2 separate regions of the Homo sapiens genome follow, and region 2 is linked to region 1. Evidence: chromatin contacts called from ENCODE Hi-C or POLR2A ChIA-PET data. All regions are on one chromosome and are shown on one strand. The core of a region is the stretch at or near the end of the contact, and the rest is flanking DNA. Distances in the headings are between cores, read along the strand shown. Region 1 holds the start of JOSD1 (Josephin domain containing 1). Region 2 holds the start of APOBEC3A (apolipoprotein B mRNA editing enzyme catalytic subunit 3A).

Evidence for each region. A loop is a pair of places that touch in the nucleus more often than their neighbours do. ChIA-PET counts read pairs that join two places held with the same protein, here RNA polymerase II (POLR2A). Pooled maps may share reads with other maps.
Region 2: POLR2A ChIA-PET joins it to region 1 with 13 read pairs in GM12878. The contact joins the promoter of APOBEC3A here to the promoter of JOSD1 in region 1. A Hi-C loop is called at or near these places in 2 of 37 single-sample maps with no recorded cell type and 3 of 50 pooled maps. POLR2A ChIA-PET finds 5 or more read pairs at or near these places in 4 of 52 experiments (GM12878, MCF 10A, activated CD4-positive, alpha-beta T cell and 1 more).

The regions. Positions count from the first base shown.
Region 1 is chr22:38,698,090-38,703,522 of GRCh38, reverse strand. JOSD1 (Josephin domain containing 1) reads left to right here and starts at 2,580. Exons shown (of 5, transcript NM_001360236.2): 1 at 2,580-2,723; 2 at 2,905-3,720. The coding sequence starts at 3,536. RefSeq lists a silencer at 2,114-3,073.
Region 2 is chr22:38,954,937-38,960,561 of GRCh38, reverse strand. APOBEC3A (apolipoprotein B mRNA editing enzyme catalytic subunit 3A) reads right to left here and starts at 2,953. Exons shown (of 5, transcript NM_145699.4): 1 at 2,842-2,953; 2 at 876-1,020. The coding sequence starts at 2,870. RefSeq lists an enhancer at 5,361-5,625.

The DNA.
Region 1 (5,433 bases), core at 1,331-3,830:
CATGACATTTTATAGAAGGAATTCCTTACCCTACCCATCTACACGTCTTTCCGAAGAAAAGTTGGAGCCTAGGTTCAAATTCTGTATTCACTATGTACTGGGTTCACATATCATATGTATGTGACCTTTTAAGCAAGTTAACTTCTTAGAGCTTGTTTTCTCCTTTAAAGAAATAAAGTATCTAATAGGATAAAATCAGCTGTAAATGAACTAATATATGTAAAGCACTTAGAACACTGCTTGCTGCAGAGCAATCCCTCAAACTATTCATATGTAAATATAACCATAGCCGTGGGTAGCTTACAAATTACTTTTTTTTTTTTTTTTTTTTTTTGAGATGGAGTCTCTGTTGCCCAGGCTGGAGTGCAGTAGCACGATCTCGGCTCACTGCAAGCTCCGCCTCCCAGGTTCACGCCATTCTCCTGCCTCAGCCTCCCGAGTAGCTGGGACTACAGGCGACCGCGACCACGCCTGGCTATTTTTTTTTTTTTTTTTTTTTTTGTATTTTTTAGTAGAGATGGGGTTTCACCGTATTAGCCAGGATGGTCTCAATCTCCTGACCTCATGATCCGCCCGCCTCGGCCTCCGAAAGTGCTGGGATTACAGGCGTGAGCCACCACGCCCGGCCACAAAAATTTAATTCAAAAGTTGGCTGGACAGAGCCAGAGGGCTCCTCACCCTGAGGCAGGCACTCCAGCGTGTTAAATCATAACGTTGAGGGTAATGGTGTTAAAATAGTCACGTTTGCCAGGTGCAGTGGCTTACACCTGTAATCCTAACACTTTGGGAGGCCAAGATGGGCAGATCACCTGAGCCCAGGAAAGAGTTCGAGACCAGTTTGGGCAACGTGATGAAACCCCACCTCTACAAAAATAAAAATAAAAATTAGCCAGGTGTGGTGATGCATGCCTGTAGTCCCAGCTACTCAGGAGGCTGAGGCAGGAAGATCGCTTGAGCCCAGAGGCTGTGGGTTAGCCGTGAACGCGCCACTGCACTCCAGCCTGGGAAAGAGAGCAAGACCCTGTCTCAAAAATAATAAAACTTCAGGCCGGGCGCGGTGGCTCACGCTTGTAATCCCAGCACTTTGGGAGGCCGAGGCGGGTGGATCTCAGGAGTTCGAGACCAGCCTGGCCAACATGGTGAAACCCCGTCTCTACTAAAAATACAAAAATTAGCCGTGCGTAGTGGCAGGAGCCTGTAATCCCAGCTACGCGGGAGGCTGAGACATGAGAATCGCTTGAGTCCAGGAGGTGAAGGTTGCAGTAAGCCGAGATCGCCCCGTTGCAATTCAGCCTGGGCGACAAAAGTTAAACTCCATCTTAAAAAAAAAAAAAAAAAAAAAGGCCGGGCACGGTGGCTCACTTCTGTAATCCCAACACCTTGGGAGGCCAAGGCGGGTGGATCACCTGAGGTCGGGAGTTCGAGACCAGCCTGACCAACATGAAGAAACCCCTCTACTAAACACACAAAATTAGCCGGGCGTGGTGGCGCATGCCTGCAATCCCAGCTACTCGGGAGGCTGAGGCAGGAGAATTGCTTGAACCCGGGAGGCGGACGTTGCGGTGAGCGGAGATCATGCCATTGCACTCCAGTCTGGGCAACAAGAGCGAAACTCCGTCTCCAAAAAACAAAACAAAACAACTAAATTTGAAGTGCAACAGTTTCTTCTCGTTTTTCCAGTTTTACAGAAAACCCAAAAGAAGGGCAGCTAAGGTGGATAATGATGCCTACCACGCACCCTAAGAGTAGGTAAAGGGGAAAAAATGAAATCCACGTGGGACTGCGAGTAGTTTTCGCCTTTTCCCGAAGACGCACACAATGCGCTTAGGTATACCTCGCGCAGAGGTCTCTGCAGAGAGGAAAGCCACCGTGAGAAGAGCGGGGAGCCCCCAGGCAAGAAGGCAGTGGCTTGTGTGTAGTGAACCGAAATGCGACACCAAGGAACTGCAACAGGATTCTCCTTTCCACTTGAAATGTGACTCCCAGCGAGACACCTACCCTTGACGCTCCCTGGACAGTGCGGCACGGTCGGGCCCACTAACCAAGGCAATTTGCGCCCGACCGAATCAGGTGCTTCAAAATCCCCCCTGGTGAGCCGCGCGTTAACCACACATAAAACAGTCAACGCAGAAGGAGCGAGAACGTTCGGCCGAAAAGCCCGGCACAGAGAAGGGAGGGGTGCTGAAAGCCGCGGACTGCAGCCGCTGGCCTGGCTGCCGCCCCGAAACAACGCCCACGCCCGGGAGAAGGGCAGGCTGGCGTCCAGGTAGGACTCCCTCAGGCCGCCCCGCCAGGGGCCGCGCCGAGCGGAGCGGCTGGACCCCAACCCTGCCGGCCGCCGCCGAGGTGCGCAGCCCGCAGCCCCACACCCACGGCCTTTGCAACACCCCAACCGTTGAACTGCGCCCCTACACGCCCGGCGTCTGCGGCTCCCAGGCCGGTGCCGATGACGTCAGACTTACGTCAGGCGTGACGCCACGGCTGGGAGGAGTGAGGACGGCGCGGGAGGGCGTTTCCGGAGCACGCGCCGGGCGGGGGCCGCTGACGTCGGGCTCAGGTGCGCGCGCCCGCCCGCACGGCCCAGTTGGCGGCGCGCACTCCAGGTGGCGGCCGGCTGCGGTGAGGGGACCGCCAGCGGCGAGCAGTCCCGGCGGCCCTGGGGTCTGCGGCCGGGGGCGCGGCGGGAGGGCGTCTGGGCCTGCGCTCACGTGACGGGCGGGGAGGTTTGTGTAGGGGCTGCGAGCCGGGTGGGCGCGGGCCCGGGAGCGCGAGGCTGACTGTCCGGCCCCACCCCTCGCGGGCCAGCCCTTCGCCGCGCGGAACCTTCCCTCGGGCAGGGGCCGGCCCCGCCGCTCACTTCCCGCGCCCGCTCGCCGCTGACCGGAGTTGTCTCCTCCTCCGCAGGGCCGCGGCCAGAGGGCTAGAATCCGCGCCTTCCGAGGGAGCCGCGCCCTGCGGGCCCCACCGTACCCGAGGGGATGGAGGGCTGCCCCCGAGGCCCCCGCGCGGCTCGCGGTCCCACGCCTGCCGGCCCGCGCTAGCTACTCGACTCGTGCGCTAAATTTATCCGTCACCCAGGCCTTGTCTCCCGAGTCATTGGCGTCGTGGTTCAAAAGAAATGGAAGAAAAGGAGCGATGTGACCGATTGTGTTCGGTCCTCCTGCTTTGAGGCCTGGCATTTGCAGAGGGAAACAGCAAGAAAATCGTGGGGATTTTGGAGGGGGGTGGGAGGGAAGGGTGGGGAAACGGAAACAAGGTCTTACATTTTATGTGTTTTTTTAAATTCTGCACTTTGACAGTGGTAGCAAAATAAAAGTAATCCAAAAGTTATTTTTCTATTGAGAAGAGAGAAGAGGTGGGTTTTATTTTTTTCCTTTTGATTCCAATCTTTTCTCCCAGTGACAAAGCATAAATCATGGACACCAGAGAATAAGGTGGACCTCAGGAATCCGGAAAAGACTGAGAAGCTTACATTCTTCCTCTAGAGGGAAGAGTGGGGTGTTTATAGCCATCTCTGGAACCTAAAACAAAAAACATGAGTTGTGTGCCATGGAAAGGAGACAAGGCCAAATCTGAATCATTGGAGCTGCCCCAGGCAGCACCCCCACAAATCTACCATGAGAAACAGCGCAGGGAGCTTTGTGCCCTCCACGCCCTCAATAACGTCTTCCAGGACAGCAATGCCTTCACCCGGGATACGCTGCAAGAGATTTTCCAGAGGTAGGGGACCCTTCTCCTTGGCATCTTGATACTGATATTTCTGGATTTCTGTGGGTGGGGCAGTGTCTCAGCTTCATAAACCTTCAAAGCTGTAGGTATTAGCTAGATTGCGTTAGCAGGTATAAGGGACACAAGACATGAAAAGATAATCACTACCATTTATCAGGCACTTACGGTGGGCTAGGAAAGTACTCATAGCCTCAGCTGTGTTTTCTTGAGTGATCTTCAACAGTCCCGTGGAATACGTGTTAATATGTGATGTTATTTCCATTTTACTGATGAAGACACATTTAGTTCAGTACCTCGCCCAAGATAACAAGACTTGGAGCTGGGGTTGAATTCTTATATCTATGCTGTTGACCACTATGCTATAATGCCTGTAAAGCTCTGCTGCCGAGGAGTTTACAGTCTAGAAGTGGGACTAGATACGTACACGTTCAGTCACCTGTCTTTAAAGGTGGAATGTGGTGGGTACCACAAGCAAGATGTATAAACAATGCTCAGCTTTTCTGTGAGGCCATGTGCTGGCAGTAGTGCTGTTCGTACATTGCTTTGTGAAGCTCTCCCAACAGTCATTTCACTGCCTGTATTATGCTGATAGGCAGAAAGGTCAGGTAATATGTCCAAATAGCTTCTAAATAGCAAAGCTATAATTTGAAGTTGACTCCAGATCTCTTCTTTCTCCTTTATTCTAGATGGCCTTTCTTACCCACTTAGAACAAATGCCACCCCACAGGTTAATAGAGGTTCAGGTTTTGGCCAAGTACGGTGTAATCCCAGCACTTTGGGAGGCCGAGGAGGGCAGATCACCTGAGTTCAGGAGTTTGAGACCAGCCTGTCCAACATGGTGGAACCCCGTGTCTACTAAAAATACAAAAATTAGCCCGGTGTGGTGGTGCACGCCTGTAGTCCCAGCTAGTCGGGAGGCTGAGGCAGGAGAATCGCATAAACTTGGGAAGTGGAGGTTGCAGTGAGCCAAGATTGCACCACTCTGCACTCCAGCCTGGGTGACGGGTCTCGGAAAAACAAAAAAAGAAGTTCAGCTTTTTTCTCTTTGCTTTGATTTTCTAGAATTACTTTATTAAAGGTTTTGAGAGTCAGTTCTGTGGTGTCTTAATGGACACAACAGCATGGCTGCAGTCCATAGCAACTCAGGTGATGATCTTGCCTGATGACCCCGACTAGAAGTAGTTAGGCCCGCGCAGTCCTCGCTGCAGAGAAGCTCAAGCATTCTTCAAGCAGTGCATATTAGCAATTCCAGAAGACCTTTTTCTTACTCTCTTAGCTTGGAAGTGAAATTGTTGCCACATAGGGACCAGAATTACAGCTGGAAGCAACCTATTTGGGGTGATTTGTAAAACACAGGTATGGACCATTTGCCCTGAAAGAGCCAAAGGCCTACTCTTAGGAGAATGTTAATCCCCAGATGCAGACAAAACTATAATGAGAGTAATTATTTTCCAATGCCAGTAGTAACCAGAGTAATGCCTTACCAGAGCTAATATATCATTTGCATCATGGCCATTATCTGGCAGCAAGTAGAATTGACTCTTCAGGACCTGGGGCACTGGGAGATAAAATAATTCGTCTCAGATCATCAGGTCATGTCACTGAAAGGAGGACCCAGTACATGCTTCCTTTTGGCCAGCCATTAGTATTTCTCCTACTCCTAATCAGATATTTGCAAATTATTTCCTGAGCTAAAACTAGGGA
Region 2 (5,625 bases), core at 1,704-4,203, 260 kb before region 1:
AGGATTTTCCACTAAGACTAGGAATCGGTCAAGTTGGGGACAGCAGGGCAGCAAGGACTGTGATTGTGATGGGGACAAAGACAGGGAGGGACTCCATCAGCAGTGATGCAGGGTGGAGTGGATGACATGGTTTGTGCTGAGAAGGGGCTGTGGGTCGTTCCTGGGGGAGTCCCACTGCTTAGGCGGTGATGGAGACTGGCACCCTTGAAAGGATGTTCCAAGCAGTGTGTGTGGATCCAGCGAGGCCCACATTGAGCTCATAGAGCCCAGAGAAGGTCCCAGTTTCCAGCACCGGAGCCAAGCATTACCTGGTCTCTCCAGACAGAGGCTGTGCTGGGTAGGGGCCAGGGAAGAAAGTCCCCCGGGCTCAGGGCCCCTCAGCCTGGCCTGGCCCAGCTCCTCCCCAAATGCTGGACATCCCTGCATCCTGACATGGGACCTGTTCTGGCCTTGCTGTGGGCTCCACCCTGGGCAGGACAGGATCCCTGGTCAGCCTCTCCTGCCTCAGTCTCTCTCCGTGCAGGATGAAGCCCAGGAGAGGGCACTGGGGCATCCTGGCCTTGTGAGGTCAGGTAGGCCCTGAGTCCTCAGATCCCACATTGCTGAATTGTTCCTGGTGAGAGCTGTGTCTGTGAGGGGATCCTGGGAGGGTCCTCAGGAAGCACTTTGCCATTGGGCAGACTCAACCCCACCTGGGCATGGATAGTCACTGAAGCCGAAGTCTCCCCCCAACCCCAGGGCCAAGCAGCAGCAGCTGCAGGAAGCACAAGTGACAAACACTGCAGGAAACCACAAGTACAATCCGGAACCTTCTACCTATGAATGTCCCTGGATTGGAAGGGCCCTGCCCGGATTCGGATGGCTGGGTCGGTCACCTGGTTGTGTAGAAAGCCCCTGTGCTGGTCCATCTTGACCGAGGTGCCATTGTCCAGGCGCTCCACTTCGTAGCACAGGTAGGTCTTATGCCTTCCAATGCCATTGTTAAAGTTGGAAGTGAATATGTGTGGATCCATCAAGTGTCTGTGGACAGCCAGGGAAAAGACCAGAGGAGGAAGAGCCCTCCTGGACTGCCCTGCCTCCTCCTCCCTCCCCACACTTCCTCCCTTGCACCCCACCCTCCTTCCCCCTGCTCCGCACATCCCTTAGCACACTTCCAAACCTCCCCCTCTGACCCCTTCTATGGCTCACTGGGAGATCACTGCAGCCCTGGGGCCTGTCTAAGCCTTGTCAGGGTCTCCCCAGGGTCAGCTCAGTGTGCTCAGGCCCTCCGAGGAGGACCCTGCTCCTCTCCCTGGGGTAGAGCTGGGTCTTATTCTGTGGCCTCACCATGCACCCCTGTCCTGGCTCTGCTCACCCACAGCCCCTGCTGGAGATGGACCCTCTGGGGCTTCCTCCTGCCTGCAGGGTTAACTCCTACCACACCGAGCATCGGGACAGGGACACTCCTGAGGGGGATGACTGGGGAGAGGAACCTGCCAGGGACTTCTTTTCGGGTAATTCATAGGATTTTCCACATCCCTTAGGGTGCCCTGAGGTCTCCCAAATGTGCTTCTCAGGCAATTGAGATGGGGCAGCTCAGGACTCCTGGGCTGGAAACACCAGCCCCACCTTGAAGACCTCTCCCAGCCCCTCTCTATGCATCCTGACATAATCAGAATTAGAAAAATCTCTGTTGGGAGGCAGCACAAAAGAAAGAAAGAAAGAAGGAAAGAGAAAGAAGGAAGGAAAGAAAGAAAGAAAGAAGGAAAGAGAAAGAAGGAAGGAAAGAAAGAAAGAAAGAAAGAAAGAAAGAGAAAGAGAGATGGAGGAAGGAAGGAAGGGAGGGAGGGAGGAAGGAAGGAAAAGAAAAAGAAGGAAAGAAAGAAAGAAAAAAGAAAGGAAGGAAAAGAAAGAAAGAAGGAAAGAAGAAAGAAAGAAAAGAAAGAAAAAAGAAAGGAAGGGAGGGAGAAAGGGAGAAAGAGAGGAAGGAAGGAAGAAAGGAAGGAAAGGAAAGAAGAAAGAGAGGAAGGAAGGAGGGAGGAAGGAAGTAAAAGAAAGAAAGAAGGAAAGAATGAAAGAAAAAGAAAGAAAGAAGGAAAGAAAGAAAGAGAAAGGAAGGAAGGGAGGAAGAGAGAAAGGGAAATATTGGAAGAAAGGAAGGAAGCACAGAAGGGAAGGAAGGAGGGAGGGAAGAGAGAGAAAGAAGAAAAAGAAATAAAGAAGGAAAGAGAGAGAGAGAAAGAAAGAAGAAAGAAAGAGAGAGAGAATTGAAGGAAGGAAGGAAGGAAGGAGGAAGGAAGGAAGGAAAGAAGGAAGGAAGGTTCAAAATGTTCCCCACCATTTCGAGTAGACCTGGGCATGAATCTGGGCTCTACCACTCACTTGCTCTGTGTTCTCAAAAAAAGGAAACAAGGCTTCCTCATAGCCAAGCAGTCCTACAAGCAACCCCCTTTTCTTAATATTAGGGAGAACGAGATGACACTGAACATAAAAAGGGCTTAGGCCAAGTCCAGATACATGGAACATTTGCAAGAAATAGTAGATGCTCATTTAAAGACAAGTGAGGAGAATCCCCTCTCTGACCGTCTTCACTGGCTGGGGCACAGCACCATTATCTATTGGGATTTTCAGGCTCCCTGTGCACCTGCCCCGGGAGGTGGAAGGAGACCTGGAATTGGTACCATCGGAGGAGAGACCAGCGCTGGGACCAAAACTGGGAACCTAGAGCAAGAGGCCAGGTCCAGAGAGAGGGTCAGGAGGAAAAGAGAGGCCCCAGGGGTTTGAGGGTGAGAGGTGAGTGCTCATCAGAAAAGCTCAAAGAGGAGGCTGAGGCGCAGAGGTGCTCGGAGGGGCTTCCCATACCTGGGCCCGGATGCTGGGCTGGCTTCCATGTGCTTGTCCCTTCTCGGTTCCTGGTCTGTGTCCTCCCGCTCTTGCGACTTGCTCAAGGCGTGGTGTTAAGATCTTCACCAACATTCTCTTAGGATTCAGGAGCCTTAATATATCATCAGAGCAACCTGGAAGCTGCTGAGTCAGCGATACCCTGCCCCACCCCTTCTCCAGCTCAGGCCGAGTGTGCCACCCTCATTAGCGTCAGAACAAGGAAGTTCTCTGCCATGCCTCTGGGCAAGCTTTGGTTTTGATGTGCCCACTCTGACCACTGAACCACCAGACACTGTGGAGTGACAATGGGGATGTAGAGCTGGCCACACTTTGCTCCCTGTGGGCCACAGGAATCTGGAAGGCAGGAGACCAGGGGGCAGGTGAGAAGACAGGTGTCCACACCCTGGAGAAAGACCCTGAATAACACTCAGCGGTCCAGAGAGCAGGCTCCAGGACAGCCACCCCTGTGTCCTCCCCTGTGGCCAGTGCAGGATGTGCCTGGTCCAGGCTCCCTGGCACCTGCTGCATCCTGTGCTCTCTGTTAGGGTCCTGCATCTTCTTCCCTGGCTGTGAAGATGGGAGACCAGCAGGTCCTGCATCCTCCTATGCATCAGTGTATCTAATAATTGTAAACTAGAGGGAGGAGTGTTTTCATCCCCATTACCCAGAGGAGATGCTAAAGGCTCTGAAAGGTACCTAGAGATCCAGGCCCTCCCAGGAAACAGAGTCCCCAGCAGGGACACACCCCCACCCCCCTGTCAGAAGGGCCACCCTGTGCCCTTTCTCCCACCTCTGGGCCCTGCAGAAATGTGAGGGACACTGTGCTCCTGCCCCAAGTGAGCCCCTGAGTCCTGGCGGCAGGTCTGGCGCCGTCCTTTCCCAGGTCCACCTGCTACACCCAGCACAGCTGCCCCTGGAAGGTGCTGGCCCTGTGGGCCCAGGGGCTGTCCCCTGTCCTGCCTGCTCCCCTGTTCTGGCTCTTACTAGACCCCCCTGTCTTTGGCCAGCAATCCTCCCACCTCAGCACAGTGTCCCTGCCATTTTGGTGGGCGCCACAGACTAGAAGAGGCCCTGTTCTCTGCCGTGAGGACCCCTCCCATTCTGTCTCCAGATGTTGGACTCTTCTAGTCAAGAAGATGTCCCCTGGGGGCAGTCAACTGCCATTTGAGTCTCAGGTGGTTCTGGTGTGAGCTCATCTTGGTGTGTTGTGTGAGTCTGACCAGAGGCCACCCTTCCCAGTTCACACCAGAGGCATGCACAGCTGGACGCCCCGCAGTACCCACAGCCCACCTGGGCCAGAGACCACACTTGTACCAACTTTGGGAGGATCCAACCCTTCCCCAACCCTTCCCGGTGGCTCCTGCTGCCCAGAGTGTGATGGCCTTTCCCCTGGCTCAATAATGCATCAAATGCCCCTGGAGCAAATACACCCCTGGACCCATGGTCAGGACAGCCCCCACATGAGCTTTCTATGGGGAGACCCAGGAGAGCTGCAACAGGGGACAGCGCTTTGTTCAGCATCCCTGGGGCGTCTCCTGCATCTCCTGGCTCTGGGTCCTCAGCCTTGGGTTCCAGGGTCTCCCCAGCTCACCCACCCTGGGCACGTCCTCCTCCCTGCTGCCCCAGCTGGCCCAAGCCCCACTGGATTCATGACTGGCCCATGCCTGCCTCCCCTCTCTGATCCAGACAGGTCCAGATCTTCCAGAATGTCTCCAAATCTGTAAGATCCACTTTATGGCCCATCACAGAAACAGGCACATTGTCTGTTTCTCTTTCTAGTTTTACAAACCAGTCAGGTTAGACTATCAGCACATCTGCACATCTGTGAACCTTCTCATCTGATGACAAAGAAGGCCTCAGACTAAAATGTTTAAAGCAAAGTGGGGCCCAGCTACTGTCCAGAGTTCAATTCTCAGTAACTCACTGTACAAGCCATGCACCCAGGCAGAGCTCCAGAGAGGAGAGAAGACAGGGTGTTGGGGGGTCCCCACTAGCAGAGAGGGAGGCCAGGACCCTCCCTTGCCAAGGGTGGACAGGGGGAGCCACTGGTTGGGCGTCTGCAGCCCAGACATGAGCGGGGAACAGTCTCACTCTAGCCCCTGGACCCAGGAACTTCCATAAGGGCCACAACCTGGAACCTCTGAGTGAGCTCCCCAGGGACTTATGTGCCCTACCCCCTGCCAGTGCCCCCACCGACCACACCCACATCCTTCTGTGCACTAGGGCCTGACTCTCTCCCGGCAGGAATGTCCCAGACACAACTGGCCCCTTCCTGGTCCCCCTGCAGCCAGGGCAAGGCAGGGTCTTCAAGGCATCAGGGGAACCCAGGGGTGGTTAAGAGTGTGCACCTTCCCTAGGCCAACTGTAAGGAAGACGGAAGGAGATTCCACCCTTTCCTGGGGAAGGACAGCCCCTCCCCCATTTCTGTCCCTGGAATGTTGGCTGAACAATCAATGCGATAACTGTGAAAATGTGATAAAATACCAGGTCTTGCTGGAGTTTCCATAGGATCCTGGGGAAGGTCCAAGGCGAGAGAAAGAAACTGGATCCCCAAGGGGGAGGCAGGAGAATGGCCTCCTTAACAGGTGCAAGCTTCCCTGGGCTTTGCCCAGGTCCCCTGTAAGGAAAACTGGGGACAGGGCAAGTGCCCCACAGGGGTCCAGACTGGGTGAGAGGGACAGACCAGTGCAGAGGGACCCTGAAGTGGTCCCTGATTGCTGGGCCACTCAGCCCAGGTCACCCTGGGACCAGAACGGAGGTCCC